2 separate regions of the Homo sapiens genome follow, and region 1 is linked to region 2. The links are chromatin loops, found by intact Hi-C in ENCODE. Cell type or tissue: Caco-2. All regions are shown on one strand. Links, peaks and the distances in the headings refer to the core of each region. The heading gives the core; the rest is flanking DNA.

Region 1 (8,351 bases), core at 213-8,212, 140 kb before region 2:
GGTAAACCTTTATTAAATCTGACCTGGGAGCTAAAAGATCTTAGTTTCAGTAGTGGCTTGGGTGTCTGCCATCTGGACAATTTTGTTTATCTCATCTAGGGTTCTTGCTTATCTTCAAAATTAGAATCTTAGAGTAGTCAACAGTGTTTTTTGAAAATGTTGAAATTATTCTAGATTTTATTAGAATTCTAGTGTCCTCCTTGCCATAAAGAGAACAAGGTCATTCACCAAAACTTTTTTTCTTCTCATCATATAGTTCTAACAATCAAACTTAATGCTTCTTTGGAAAGAAAAATGAGCAAAAATATAGTTAACTTACTTCATTTTGCTGGTTTCTGTTTCCTGTTACACTGGTACTCTTCTTTTCTTCCTAGACAGTTTCTTTCATTCTTTTCTCTCAATTATGGAACCCCTGACTTGCAACTGACCTGGGCCCAGTGAAAGCTAATAGTTCCAATCCTGGCTCTTTGCCCAGTTGCATCAAAGAAGACCACACAGTGTGTACCTTTCTTGGAAGAACGTTTAGAAGCAAAATTACGTGAGTTAAAAAGCAACAATCTTTTTAAAATTCCTCATGTTTGTTTCAAATTGCATAGTAAATTTTGCCAGACATAATATTAAAACCAAGTAATTTGCTTTAACCAAAAAGAACAAGATGGTAATTACTAAAGCAGATACCAATGTATAGGAAGAAACATCTACAACATTCAGTTTAGAGCAAAGAGATATTTCCAGTTAAGTTGTCCAATTAAGAAAAATATAATTGATACTTGAAAAAGAAGAACATAGTTGGAAGGCCCACAGTTCCCAATTTCAACACTTACTACAAAACTGCAGTAATCAAGACAGTATGGCACTAACATAAAGTAGACATATTGGTCAATGGAGCAGACTTGAGAGTCCAGAAATAAACCATTGTCTTCTTGGTGAATGAAGTTTTAACAAAGACATCATGAGAATTAATTTGGGGGTAATATAGTCTTTTAAACAAATGGTACTGGACAACTGGATAACAACATACAAAAAATGGAGTTGGACTTCTTCCTTATGCTAAATACAAAAATTAACTCAAATGGGTTATAGACCTAAACGTAAGTGCTAAAACAAAAAACACTTAGAAGAAAATGGAGGAATAAATCTTTGTGACCTTGGTTCAGGCAGTGTTTTCTCTATACCAAAAACACATGTTAAAAATATATATGTGTGTGTATATACATATATATATATATATATATGCACGTTAAATATATATATATATTTAAAAGCACATGTTATATATATATAGAACTTGATCAAAACTAAAACATTTTGTGCTGCAAATTGTATAATCAAGAAATGAAAAGATAAACCCACAGAATGGGAGAAAATATTTGCAAATTACATGTCTGGTAACGGATTAGCATCTAGAATACATAAAGTATTCTTACAACTCAATAACTAAGAGATATATAATCCAATTTTACCCAGTAGGAAGGTTATAATGAAAAAGATTGACAATGACAATGCTGGAGATTATATGGAAAAAGTAGAACTCTCACATAATACCTGTAGGAATGTAAAATACTGGAGCTTATTTGGAAAACAGCTGGCATTTTCTCGTAAATTTAAACAAAGAGTTATAATATGACTAAACTGTTTCACTCTGAGGTATACACTCAAGAGAAATGAAAAACGTATCTATGAATGCTCACAGCAGCATTATTCATAGTTGCCAAAAAGTGAAATAGCCAAATGTCAGGCCAGGCACGGTGGCTCATGCCTATAATCTCAGCACTTTGGGAAGCTGAGGTGGGATGATCGCTTGAGGCCAGAGTTTAAGACCAGCCTAGGCAACATGGCAAAACCTCATCTCTACAAAAAATCCAAAAATTATCCAAGCATGGTGGCTTGCACCTGTGGTCTCAGCTGCTCAGGGGGCTGAGGTGGGAAGATCACCTGAGCCTGGGGAGGTTGAAGCTGCAGTGAGCCATGATCGTGCCTCTGCACTCCAGCCTGGATGACAGAGTAAGACCTTGTCTAAAAAATAATAATAATAAAATAAAAATTTAAAAAAGCCTCATGTCTATTCTGTTATGTGATGAATGGATAAATACAATGTGGTGTATACATACAAAGAAATACTTTTTTCAGACATTAAAGCAGTGAAGTACCTGATACGTGCCACTACATGGGTGAATCTCAAAGTCTTTATGCTAAGTAAAAGAAGCCTGTCACAAGAGACTATATATGGTATGATTCTATTAAATTAAATATGTAGAAAAGCACATCTATAGACAAGAAAAGTAGATTGATGGTTCCCTAGGGATAGGAAAGGGTGGTGGGAAGGGGATGGGAGAGAAGATGGGGGAGTGGTTGCCAATGCGAGTGGGGTTTCTTTTTGGGGTGACAAAAATTTTCTGAAGTTAGATTTTGGTGATGGCTGCACATCTCTGTGAATATACTAAAAACCTCTGAATTCTGCAACTTTCAATGGCTGAAATGTATAGTATGTGAATGATAGCTCAATAAAGCCGTTTTTTGAAGAAGAGTAAGATGGAATTGACTAAGTTAGCCACCAATACACAGAAAAAATTAGGCACAAGATTTATTTCAAGCAAACAAGTACTTTTAGTGTAGTTGTCCAATTAAGAAATAAACATTTGACCACTTAAAAAGTTGAATAATAAGTAATTACTTTCTTATCTGTGGAACAGAAATTTGATTTTCATTGCCACTGTCATATAACTGTGTATATTTCAGGCAGGTGCAAATAAAAAGTATAACTTGACCATTCCAACTGTTCAAGTCTGTTAAATACCATAGGATTCAAAATGGATGCATTTACAATTTAACTGATAGACGGATAGATAGATAGATAGATAGATAGATAAATAGGTACATAGATCAACCAAAATAAAAGGAGTGCCTATGTAATCAATCCTAAAGTATTATTTTTGAGATCCCTCTGAATTCTAATTTTATTTAATATGTTTATTTTAAATGCTCTGTAGGAAATATTTCCATTGTCACATGGATTCACTTTTATCAGCATAGAAATATCAGGGCTGATGTAAAATCTTGTGAGAAAATATGTAATTCTGACACCCATGTAACATATAGGTTAAAAAAAGGAAAAACACCTTTCTCAAGAGAACAGTTTCCCCAGAATTAAAAAAGGCATTAATTTCAGCTTCAAATTAGTTGTTCCGAGTCTGTGTTTTGCTACATGGCATGAGGCCAGTTGCAAGAGCATTTGCCTTTCTTTCACAATGTGTTGAAAACTGGTTGCATCCAGAATTGGAAGATTACACAAAGCTGATGGAAAAATGATTAGCTGCCTTAATACATATGCAGCTCTTACAGTTTTTTGAGGCACATTAATAACCTAGAAACTGTTGAGACCCTGGGTATGTTGACAGAGAAATCCTCTTTTTTTCCTGCAAAATTCCTGTTCATTGGCTCTTCAGTGTGTGAATCCATGTGCTATTAATATAGAAAAAAGAAATTCAACTCTTCTTCAATTTAGCATTAATGAAAAACAGAAGAGAATACATTTGACTATCTATGAGCCACTGTTTCAAAAGAGAGAAAGAAGATAGATTATACTAGTTGCAAAATGCAGTTTCTGTTTAATATTTTGAGCCAGATGAACCTCATTACCTACATATTAAGTAAGGTCTAGGACTAAAACTCAACTATACTTGAAACTATGCTTGATATAAACCAGTAAATATTTCAAAGAACTTCCCTCCACCTTCACCGCAGAAGACCAACTGGCATAAGTTAACAGGTGTTTTGCTTTGGTTTAATTTCTCCTTCCACAGTTATGAACCCACAGGCCTGATGTCTCCAATATGTAGACACACACACACACACACACACACACACACACACACACACAATTTATCCTTGATTTCACCAGGGATACAGAAACATTAACACAGAAAATGGTGAAACTCATTTACCTGAAATAAATTCCTTAATGTAATACATCATTTGTTACTGCCCTTTATTTGCATGTCTTGGATCCAAAAGAACTGTCTGCATCACAAAATTTCCCTCTTAACCTGGGACTAAACACATCACATCCCTGGGAGACAGAAGGAGGGGTTTGAATAGTACCACCAGTAGAGGGCAGTGGCGTACCATGCACAAAACTTGGCTGGAGCGAATGCCTCCAAACTTGCCTTGCAACCTGTAGTTAATAAAAACTGGGCAGGAGAGCAAAGTAAGTGGGTTTAGATTTATTTCAACTACATAAGCAAGAAAGTTATATAGCTCCCCGAGAAAACTCCATCTGTGGAATTCACAGCAGGGCAAAGTGTGCTAGTGATCAAAGGCTACGGCTCAAGCTTTAAATCATTGTTGCTCCAGAGGCCATTTTCCTCACACTCCTAACCTCTGCCCATGTGGAGAAACTTTTGAAGACAGGCCCAAGTGATTTTATATTTTTAATAACAAAAAGAGGGTTGACTTTTTGATATCTGGTTGGGATAAGTGGACAATTTGTAAAAGAAGATCTAAATTCAGAAGATATGGACTCTCTACAAGCAAGATGAAAATACACGGATTATTGTACCAGCTTTGCTATTAACAAGTTGTGTGATTTTAGATGAATCTCTTAACTTCTCTGAAACTCAGTTTCAATGTTAAAATGTGAACTGCATGAGACAATTATGAAGGCAACTCCAGCTCTAATATCCTATGATCGTTTATCTCCGATTTGGGGAGTCACCATCAGCCTCCCTCGCATTACACTCTGAAAACGCATAGAATTGCATGTTTAATATCCTTTGAATAGGTGACATAGGAAGTGCATCTAAGGGACAGTGAAGTGCTATTAATTTTTCAATGATAAAGAGATGAGGTTAGATTAGATTGAAGAGAAGTCTACTCTGTCTACCCACCACTTTGTTTTTTTTCTCTCTCTTAAGTGTTGCTTCCACATAACTTGCCTGAAAGCCAAATTCAGACATGTCTATCTGACCGCACTCTGGGAACATTACCTCAAATATACATTTCATTAAGATTATATTCATTGATTTTTTTTATCATTTAATAATTTGCTAGTATTTAAAGCTTAAGAAGCTTATCATAAGAATCTTGATTTCTGGCTTTTGATAAAAAAGCAATCAAATGAACAGATGCCAGACAGCCCTGGGAACTCATTCTCACATAGCAAACAATTGCCGAAGCTGAGGGATGCTGTTCCATTTGGGGTCATTCTCCTTGTTTCACCTGGAATCTTCTTGCTGTAGACTTCTCACTCTTAAGTGGCCATTCCTGTCCACTGTATGCATTATAAGTGATCCTTGGATGGACACCGATAAGAAAGTCTGGTTTTGGCTTCTATCATTTGCAAGAAATTTTGCTCCTATTTTCTTCAGTTTCTTGATGGAGTTGTATTGCTGCTCAAAGACTTCCCCCTCCCTCTTTACTTTGTTTTTTTCTACCTAATGATATCTGATACTAGAGGTACTAGCTTACAGGTTTAAGGTATCCCTATTCCCATCAAACAATAATATACACCTTCATTTTGCCAGCATTTCAGTGAAAAGTTCTTAAAAACAAAAGCCTTGGTGTTCTGAAACAAACAAACAAACAAACAAAACACATTAAGAACAATGGAACTTATTGGGTTCAAAAAACCCAACAGTTAGCTCCACAAATCTTACCACCCAGACCATCTATACTCAAATAACAATAGCAAATACTACAAAGATAGACATCATTTACTGGTTACCTATTATGTGCCAATCTTGTGCTAGTGATTTTTAAAGTCTTTATTTTAAAAATGGAGAAATCCAACCTCTGGAAGGTGTATTGATTTGCAATGACATGAGACTTGAGGAGTGAACGGGAATTTAGATACATAAAGTCCAATCTTTATTTTACAGATGAGGAAACTAAACCCAAAGATGCTAAGATTTTACAATGGATGTCGCACTATATAGCTCCAGTGAGCCGATTTGAAATACTGAAGTTGGTTTGCTTGCCCTATCATTAGGCATTCTATCTTACTAATTTCCTGTTGTTATTTATGCTTATGCCCATCTTTCCTAATGGATGGTTAGAGCCTTTTGGGGACATGGACTATCCATTATTAATCCGTGAATCCACTTTAGTGATTCTTGTTCAACTTGCCCCATGATACTTAGTGGTAGTAAGTCCTATGATGCCCAGGTACTACACCAGGGCAGATATCCAGATGCTGTGGCAGACAGCCAAGTGGCTGCTATGACAAAGACTGCAAAGCCAAATGGAACATTTGATGGGGGCATGGCAGGGGCCCCAGAGATGACAGCTGTGCACACAGTTTCCGCTGAAATTTTCAAGCACTTTTGGGAAGTAAAAAGAGACTAAAGTGACAATATTTGCAAACAAAATGCCCTGCAGGCTTATTCCAAATATCCAAGCTGCCATGCTGGAAACAAGCAGAGTTCGTTAAGAGAAACATCCACCGGTCACCCTTTCAAGCCTCATTGACTTTTATGCACAAAATGAAGGCATACATGAGGATGGTGAAGTGATAGAGCCAGCAAGTAAGTAGGAGAGGAATCACAGACCACTGCAGGGGTTTTAATTAGTGCTGGACTTTGAAAAGCAGAATCAGGGTTCCATCCAAGTATGCACTTCTCCCATTATGAATGTATGAGCATCAACACATTTCCCAAATAATCTAGTAGTCTTGAGTGGCTTCAAGGACAGTACAAGCAAGGTGAAATTAGCTCTGAGAGGAAATATTCAACTTTAAAGAGGTTACAATATATTAACCAAGGAGTTTCTTATTCTACTTTCTGCAAATTTTCTGCTGGTGTCTAACACTCTGCTTGACACACAGCAAGTACCTTATGCACAGAAGGCATTCCCAAATTCAAGGACTGGGAAGTACTTTTATTTTTATGGACTACAATATTGAATACTTCAAACCACTAACATGATCCAGATTACACAGTTTGTGTCAGGGTTTAAATCTTAGTCTCCTAAATTCAAATGAAGTCTGTTAGTTCCTAGATGCCATATGTACTGCATTACTAGGAATGAATAGCATGAAAACTTTGTAATGAATGTTTTAAAAAAGACCTAGGGTACTCATCTTCTTAAAGGCCTTTGGTTCCAAAAGAAAAGTTTGACCATTTGTTTGGAATAAAATGCAAGTCCAACACCATTTTCTCAGATTATCCCATTTTAGTCCACCTATTTGGATGGCTATAACAAAATGCCATAAACTATGTGGCTTATAAAGAACAGAAATTATTTCTCAGAGTACTAGAGGCTGGACTGTCCAAGGTCAAGGTGCTGGCAGATTCAGTGTCTAGTGCGGGCTTATTTCCTCATAGGGAAAGACTTTATACTTCCCTTTCATTTCTAATTAGATAGGCATTATAAAGAAGAAACTCGTAGTAAATAACCTGTGGTCAGCTTCTATTTACCTGCTCTGTGACCTTAGGCAATACATTAACCTCTCTGTGCCTTACTTCTTGAGCTGTAAAGTTGTGATCATAAAAATATGTACCTCATATTTTTATGAGGTACATATTTTACACTAACCATACGGTTAGTGTAAAGATTAAATTACGTATATACATTTAAATTAAATTATGTATATACATAAAAGATTAAATTACATATATACATTTATATAATAAATTAAATATAATATATATGCACAATTTAAAACAGTGCCTGGCACATAACTATTATTAATATTAACAAATAATTATAGATTTTAAAATAAGTTAATTTAACAAAATTTAAGATGAACAAGAGCTGATTTAGATTACTTCTTCAGAAAAGCTTTCAGACTCTGCTGTAAGTCATCACAGTTAATGACCAAACAGCTCATTTATTTCCATTTTTTTGAGTTACATTATCTATTTTTGCAAAAACATGTGAACTATTCTGGAGCAGAGAAGTTTGCTCTATGGTAAGAGGCTAGAGAATTTCCTCAGCTACTCAGGACTTACTTTAATTTTACATTAGGCAATGAAAGTCAAGAAGATTGTTCCAGGGACTGAAACATGTGACTCCACAGGGTACAGAAGAGTGGATCTTTGTGGAGGGGGTGAATATTTTTGGACATTCTAAAATTACACTTGTGTTCAAAGAGTGTTCTACTCTACAAATACGCCAACACATTTTCTTTAATAAAGCAGTAGTTCTGAGTGACATTAACAATGATACAGCATGAGACATATATACATCGTAGAATATTGTGCATTCATAAAAAAGAATGAGTTCATGTCCTTTGCAGGGACATGGATGAAGCTGAAAACCTTCATTCTCAGCAAACTAACACAGGAACAGAAAACCAAACACCACATGTTCTCACTCATAAGTGGGAGTTGAACAATGAGAACACATGGACACAG
Region 2 (8,351 bases), core at 300-8,299:
AATTTCCTACAGCTAAAACACAAAAAGGCAGGAGAAAGTTAGAGTAATATTTCTAGGTGTTGTTTTTAGAGATGGCGTCTCACTCTGTCTCCTAGGCTGGAGTGCAATTGCAGGATCATGGCCAACGGCAGCCTCCAACACCTGGGCTCAAGTGATCTTCCCACTTCAGCCTTCTGAGTAGCTGGGACTACAGACATGCACCGTGAAGACTGGTTATTTCTAGCTGTTATGGCTGGCTTTGGGTGAGAGAGGCTCTAGTTTCTATGACTTTCTTTGGGGAAGGAAGAACCCTGGTTTGTGTGACTTGTGTCAGGGATGAAAGAGGGGTGGGAGACAGAAGAACAGGAAGGCAGAGAGAGACTTTGCTTCTGAGGCTGCTTCTGAGGCTTTCCAGTCTCCTTTATTTCAGAGTACTCAGGATGCCAAAGTGCTGCATTTTGGATATGATTTTCTGAGATCCAACAATAGACAGATAGGTGTATGGAAAGATAGATAGATAGACAGATAGATAGATAGATAGATAGATAGATAGATAGATAGATACATACATACATACATACATACATACATACATACATAGATACATAGAAACATAGATACGTAGATAGATGAGAGGGAGAGATGATAGACAGACAGACAGACAGATAGATAGATAGATTAGAAAAATAGCGTAGTAAATGAGTGGTTTGTGATGAAGCTAGCATTCAATACAAAATTTGGTGAACATGGCAGTTTATAATTTTTCTCATTGCTGCCCATCCTTAACCAGAATTTAGAAATGTCTGAGGTTGTGAAAGACTTTTAAAAATCAATGAAAACATCCCTCGATGGCACAGAATTATTTTTAAATAAGCTTCTGCAATTTTTGTTGTGTATAGTTCAAAATAAGCTTGGAGATTTTTTATCAAAATAATAAACTAATGCATTGTAAAAATCTTCAGCTCTTCAAGCTTTTAGCAAATTACAATTATTGGGGAAAAAGCATACAAATAGGAAGTCACTGAAAAGTATCTGCTCAAAGCAGGTGAGTAGCTAAATAAATAAAGAGGGAGTTTGAGTATATAAGATTTAATATTAAAATTCTATGGAGACTCTGTGGACTGTCTCCACCTAGGGACAAACTTTTAGTTTAAACTCTTTTTAAAATTAGATAAATTTCACATCTAATATAACATATAAAACTATAATATATTTTATATTATTGTATAATTTATAATATATAAATATATACTATATAAACTGTTGTATACTATATTTTATGTAATATATAAAATGATTCTGCTTTTTTAGTGTTTACATAGCAAAGATATTTTTAAATTTTGCTTTCATAGACTCAATTATATTATTTTTGTTTTTAGTTATAATTTTATCCTTGAAAATAGTATTTAAATAGAACTGTACAAGATATATGTAATATAATTGATAAATCATAATTAGAATATGACAAATATAAATTAAAAAGGAAATAAGTTTATAATCAATAAATCATTTGCAAATTAGTAATTTTTATTTTTAGCATCCCTATTTTACTCAAAGACTTGTCCAAATTTAGGTGATAATATAGTATTCTCTACATATAAACATCATACTGACAACAATCAGGAATACTAATCAAATAAAGAGTCTTATGAGGATAAAAGAAAGCCCAGTTATACCCATGTATTGAATTCTTTCTTGTCAGTTGTATCTTTATATAAATACTTTTTGGTACATTCTTGGAAGATGCAGGACAACCTTGCCTGCAAACGCTCTGGGTTCCTAGTAGCTTAATCTTGGGAGCCAGGTTAATAGGTCAATGTTCTTGCCAAACACATACATGACTTATTCTATTCACATTAACTGAATGTGCACATATTAATTGCATGTTAGTCATTTCTTAAGTACCAATTATATTATTTTGCTTTCTAACTTTACCAAGATAAAGATACACAATTCATTCCCAATTAAGGATTTTACTTACGGCACTTTTAGAGTCAGTGAACAGATCCTGGATATGTCAATCAGAAATGGCAAAGTGGAAATTCAGTAGCAAAACTGGAAAAAAATATTAGCCGTACTCTTGCCTTTCTATACAACCCATTTGCTTCTTCATGTGTCAGTTAGAAACCGTTATTTTTAATCTATGCTTTAGGATACATCCAGTTTATGGTTTAAGAAGAAAATTATTGTGGGTTTTTTTTCTCTTTTCTATTGAAAAATTCTTAGCTGACTTCCTCCACCCTCCTTAGAGTTTAGCTAGCAAGTCATTTTAGAACAAAAGTTTTGGTGAGCAAGTCTTATTCTAGCTCTTTTCGTTGGCAGAATACTTACACCGCTGAAGGCACCTCAGCCTCTGCTAACTACTGATTTTAATGGATTTTGTTGGCCATTCCCAGTCCATCTGTCTGCAATAAAACAAAGATTCCTTCAACCCCTATTGGAATTTCAGAGCTATGAAAAGTCAGAAAATACCAACTGGGAGATTACTTTACCTCCTTTTAGGGGATTAAAGATTAAAGTGTTCTTCTGGGATTAATTTATGTTCATCTAACATTTTGAATAGCTACTTTCCTCAAAACTCTGAAAAAAAAATCTCCTTTCCAGTGAAATATCCCCCTCACAAACACAAAGACATTAGAAAATAATAATGAAAAACATGGCCTAATGATCCCGTAAAGAGAAATACTGTAATAAGATCCAATCCATTCTTGAAAAGCTCTGAGATGACATCCTTGCTTCTCTTCTTCACTTGTTTTAGAGATACATATTCCATTTTAACCGTGCGCTTATTTAACTGTCCTCCAGTAAGAATGCAGTTATTATTTTCCTTCTGCATATCATTTTACCAGGAAACCAAAAGAGAACAGAAGGGTGTTAACTCTATGAATTCTTAGGCCAAATTCAAGTTATGTTTCTCATTCACTAACCAAGGTTATAATTCTGCAATATTTCTGCTCTCAATTCCTGATAGAAGGAATGCGGGAGAAATATTTTATTCTAAATTATCATGGAATTTCCAAAAATCTGTAAGCGGATTGTCCGAAGGCAGAGACACCGAGATCCTGGATGTTTAGAAAAAGTGTAAGTAGATTTCAACTGGTCTATTGTGACTGAGATTTTGAAAACAATTCCAGACTCCCTCTGACTTCCTTGATCCTTAACCTCTTCTCCACCACTGGGGGCAAAGTAGGCTCCCAGCTCCAGAGCTGTGAGCCTTTAGTTTCTGGAACACTTGCAGATTTAAGCTTAAGGAAAACAAATGCCAAGATGTTGTAGCTCCCATGATTTATTTCTTTATTCATTATTGTTAATATTTTTCTTCTCCATCATAAATGCCTAGAAACTGCCATATGAAATCTAAGGAATGTTATTACTCAAACAACAAAGGGAATAGAACAACTTAATGTATTTTATCATTTTACAGGAGGCAAACTAAACTGAATAAGTACCATGCATCATAAAAAGAACCATATTTTTTAAAAGCAAAATAGAGAGGTGCTAATAAAAATGAAGGCTTTTCTATTTCACTCAATCCCCTGCAGAGAAAGAAAAAAGGAAGCAATGAAGCTGAGGGGCTCTGCACTCTGAGCCAGGGATCCCGCACAGATGTCTAGGTATTGCTTTTCAGTTTTCCCTTCCAAGGTCAAGGGGGAAACATGCCTATATGGGACAGTTGAGACCTTCCTAAAGGTTTGGTGGATTATGTGAACCTATATCAGAGGACGAGGAGAAGGGGTGCTTGGGGCCAAGAATGTTCATTGCCAAAAGTCTGGTGCTCCTGCTGGGAGAGCCTGTCCTCAGTCTGGTAATCTCTCAGTTGACTTTTCCAAAGCAGCCCAGTGTCTGTGACTGTTGCCATTAGAAACACTGAGAAAATCCCGGCAGGGATTACCTTGCTAGCTGCTGATGAGTGAAGGAGTAATTAGGCACAAGTAGTTCCCTGACAGCAGCTGCAAAAAAGGCACTGGCTTCCTTCTGGAGAGAATTTCCAATGGCACTAATGTTATGACACACAGGAGATGCACTGCCCTCCATATGGAATGAAGCCAAGCCATCAAACTCATCTGATTTAGGACTGTGAACCTGAATTCCTATGGAGATCTCAAAAGAACAAGGTCAAGACTTCTAGTTTGAAGTAATTCAGCATGCCTTTTTCTACAGCTGCGGATTTCCTTCGGAATGGTCTTTAATGTTAGGACATCTCTGGGGTTCTGCTCATAAAAGAAAAAGACACAGATGTTTCTTTTAATGCCCTGACTACAGAGTTGATGAGTCAACTCGCCATATTCTGCATATTTAAAAACATGATGTGGATATTCTTTTAGGAAACAAAAATTCCAGAAGATGTCACTTAGTATTTTATATTAATGGTTTTCATTGGAGAATTACCTGATTAAATAGTGAAATAGACACGTGTGTTGCTGCTGATCTGCAAGCCACCAGGGACACAGAAGACAGTGGACAGTTGAAAAGAGCCAAGGACGAGGAAATATATCTGAGGATGGGACATACAAAGTGCAGCCAAGTCTGTGATAATGCCAGAAGGAGTTAATTCGAATTTCATATTCAAAAGGTTTTCTTTTATCTTTTCCTGAAAGAGTACAATAGAACAGATTTTTACCAATATAAAAGACAGAACCAAGTGTTGAATGGGAGTGTGCATATATGTGTGTGTTGAAGGCTGGCACTGAGACATAAAAGGTGTATTTATAAACAAAATTTGAGTAAGTCTCCCTCACTGGAAGAAATAATCAATTTTGGAGACAGAAAAATGAATATGCTGCTAATAGATTAACTTGATTTTCAACTTTACAAATGTCATTTCATATTTGGCCAGCAGGAGGTACACTTTGCAAAGGGCTCAATTATAAACTAGCCCTGTACAGTGGGCCTATAAATCAGCTTTGGTTGTAGTTTGAATTATGTTCTTAATCATGTAAGGATACTTTTGCTAGAAACTATTCTTTCTCGTATTTCTGGCAGTCTCTTTTATTTATGGGAATGCTGGAATCTGGCCAAAGCTTTTCTCCTAGGTAAAATGACAACATCTTAATTAGGAATGTTTGGTCTGTGGCTTTAGTTGCCAAAGAGCAGCCCCATTGTTCTAACACACAGACATCCATCATCAGTTCGCTCCCAATGCCTGTAGCCTAGTGGTAGAAGCACACGGCTGAAAGGCATCTGAGTCATTTTTTGGATTCTAGCCCTCATCTAGTTGTATGGAAAATGGCAATCACACTCTCTCTGAAGCTTAGCTGTGTCATCTTTCAAGTGGCTACCCCAGTTTCTAGCAGTTTTTTTGTCAAAGTTAAATAACTTTAAATCAAAGAAATCATTTTTTTAAAAGGACATGGAATTAAAAAAAGGTGGTATTAATATTATTATTATTTGAGATAATATATCAAAATTATCAGGTAAGTAATAAAGATGCTGTATTTTTATTCCAAATATTAATTCCTTAGACGTGTATAGAGAATCTGAATTTCTTGTGAGATAGGGTGGGGCTATGGTCTACTCATCTTTGAAGCCGCAGAGAAAGCATTACTATGGGCTCAAGAAATATTTGTAAATGCAAAAGAGAAGGCCACAGCAAAACAAAAGCAAGCAAAGAAGGTAACTAGAAAACTGCACTCAGAGAAAGCTACAAAATTCCCATTTTTAGAGGTGCATGTAGATGAAAAACTTTTTTACTGTTTTGGCTTCCAAACACAGCAACTGTAGCTCAAAATAAGAAAATGAGCAAAGATCTAAGAAATGTCTGAATACATTTTTCAAACATTTCAAATATAAACAAACAGACAATTGTTTCTCATTTTTATATATCTTCTCATGTAAGAATTTCTTAGGATGGTAAAAGAAACGTAAAATGAGTGTGTACGTGTGTGTGAGTGTATCTCTGTTGTGTGTGTGTGCTGTTGTAAATGTGAGACTGCTGTGTGTGTCACTGGAAGTAGGAAGAGCTCACAATTCAGGACAAATGTGAGAAAGTATTGGTCTGTCTCATATTTTAGTGATTTCAGAAATAAGGAAAAATCGGCCGGGCATGGTGGCTCACACCTGTAATCCCAGCACTTTGAGAGACCGAGGCGGGTGGATCACGAGGTCAGGAGATCGAGACCATCCTGGCTAACATGGTGAAACCTCGTCTCTACTAAAAATACAAAAAAAATTTAGGCGGGCGTGGTGGCAGGCACCTGTAGTCCCAGCTGCTGGGGAGGCTGAGGCAGCAGAATGGCGTGAACCCGGGAAGCAGAGCTTGCAGTGAGCTGAGATCACACCACTGCACTCCACACTCCAGCCTGGGTAACATAGAAAGACTCCATCTCCAAAAAAAAAAAAAAAAAAAAAAAAAAAGAAAAAGAAAAGAAATAAGCAAAAATTCAACACTCTGAAGTACACACCAAGCTACACGATTTGTGACAAAATCTTTTGATACTATGAAGATTGGCAGTTTAACTTCAAACTTTATTCAGAAGTATTTAAGTCATCAAGCCTGCTACCTTTGTCAAATTTCTTAGAAGTGTAAAGCAAGTGCTCTTAAGAAAGACCTGGGCAAATATAAATACCTAATCTGCTGCCACTAGGTAAAAATGCTGAATTCTGGAAGAGCTCCTAAATGATGCCCTGAGCCACAATAGAAAATGATGCAAAGATCAAAAACATTGAAATATGCTTTAGATTAAGAAGAACAACTCCTTATTAGCAGTGTTGTCAAATCTGGTACCACTTACCAGGATAGCAATAGCTAGTGAAATATAAGTACTACTTTCTTGAATCTAAAACATTTAGAAAGATAAAAACTAAAGGAAAGATGTCACTTCTGCTGTTCTTCACCCATTTCTGTTGATTGTGTTTTCAACAATTAAATGCCTGGCCACCTTTACCTTTTTCTGGAAATTAAAACAAAATATAATTGATAGCCTAAGTGTTCTCTGTTTTTTAAAAACTTCTTATTTTAAAGTAAGTCAACTCTTAAGAAGTTACACAAATAGTATAGCAAGTTGCTGTGTACAGTTCACCCCACTCTCCCCAGTGATCATATCTTATGTAATCATAATGCATTGTCAAAACCAGGAAATTGATATTGGTACAATTCTGTTAACTCAAGTATGGGCCTTCTTCTGATTTCACTAGTTTTTACATGTGCTCTTTTTCTCCCTCTTTTGGGAATCTTCGAGTTGCCTAAATCTCTGATTGGTTATCAGTAATAAATATCATGTGATACAGAAACAAATCATTGACCAGCAGTGACATTAAAATGAGCAATGCTAATGCATACACCCCATCTGTTTCCACTTCACAAGGTTTCTGACTTCAGTCTACTTAATCATTCCTACCCTCTACTCTCTTCAAACCTCCCCCACCAGCACCAGTATTCAGATAGCAACCGCCTAAAACAAGGTTTGACATTTTTGATTGTTTTATCTTTGATAAGCTCAAGGGGCCATTTCTACAAATTCTAGAGGCCCTTTCTGACACTAATAGTGACAAACTAAAGAAATGAACAATTTATAAATGTAAGAACAATATTTTCTTCTAACTTGTGGATATTTCTTCTAACAGTGACTATTTCTACTCGGAGAACACCTGGGTTCAACTTGCTAAGGAACAATGAATGTCATTATTTGGAATAGAAAAAGTAGTCTAAAGAGACTCTCCTATCACTGATTGAGCACCAGACAGTACTTTGGGAATGATCCTTGAGGAAGATATCCTTTAATTGTGTCATATTTTAAAGAGAGAGAGAGAGAGAGATTACCATCATTTGTAGACATTTAAAACATCAGTACATCATAGGTATTCTTGTGATTGAATTGTTAATAATCATTGCAATTAATCATATCATTAGAAGGATTTTAAAAGGCTTAATAAAGGGATCATGGACCATAGAGAAGACAGTGGATAGGTTAAAAAATCATCATTATACAAAAATGGAGGAAAAATAGACATGATCCCTAAAATAGTGTGATCTAGATTGATGATTTATCAAATTGGAGACGGACATCTCTTGGCCCATTTCTCTAAACTTCTTCAGCAGGAAAGAGAACAAGGCCACTTTTCACAAGCTACCAGCTGGTGATATAAAAGACAAAAAACTGGACTTTTTAAAGATAAATGTCCGAATATTTTTTAAACTCCTGGAACACTAGAGCACCTTTTGGGAGACATATGATCTCCTTTAACTACCTATATATCTAACAAAGACAGAATTATTAGAAGGGATAGCAATAAATCATTCTACCTTCTTAACCCTACTTTCCCCAAGCCTAGACCAGTCTAGTTAATAGCATCTATTTTCACTTCATTCCCTCTTCTATAAATGAAACCAATATTATTGGACTCTGGCAAGTCTAGGTGGGTAGTTGTTGCTG

What was found. Peaks named below come from ENCODE experiments on the same cell type or tissue, not always from the same donor. Only the 100,000 strongest peaks of a DNase experiment are listed, where the experiment ranks them.
Region 1: it touches region 2 in a loop (2.0-fold over the local background); 2 of 110 quality-filtered maps call a loop at or near these places.

The regions. Positions count from the first base shown.
Region 1 is chr14:82,706,327-82,714,677 of GRCh38, forward strand. It overlaps LINC02301 (long intergenic non-protein coding RNA 2301), which reads left to right. Exons shown (of 6, transcript NR_146650.1): 6 at 375-499. Among named protein-coding and RNA genes, the nearest start is that of LINC02301, 68 kb to the left of the region's middle. In Caco-2, for the core only: a CTCF peak has its summit at 4,132 (motif pointing right); a DNase peak (open chromatin) is centred at 4,135.
Region 2 is chr14:82,851,178-82,859,528 of GRCh38, forward strand. No RefSeq gene overlaps it. Among named protein-coding and RNA genes, the nearest start is that of LINC02301, 210 kb to the left of the region's middle. In Caco-2, for the core only: a CTCF peak has its summit at 4,835 (motif pointing right); no DNase peak of the experiment used is centred there.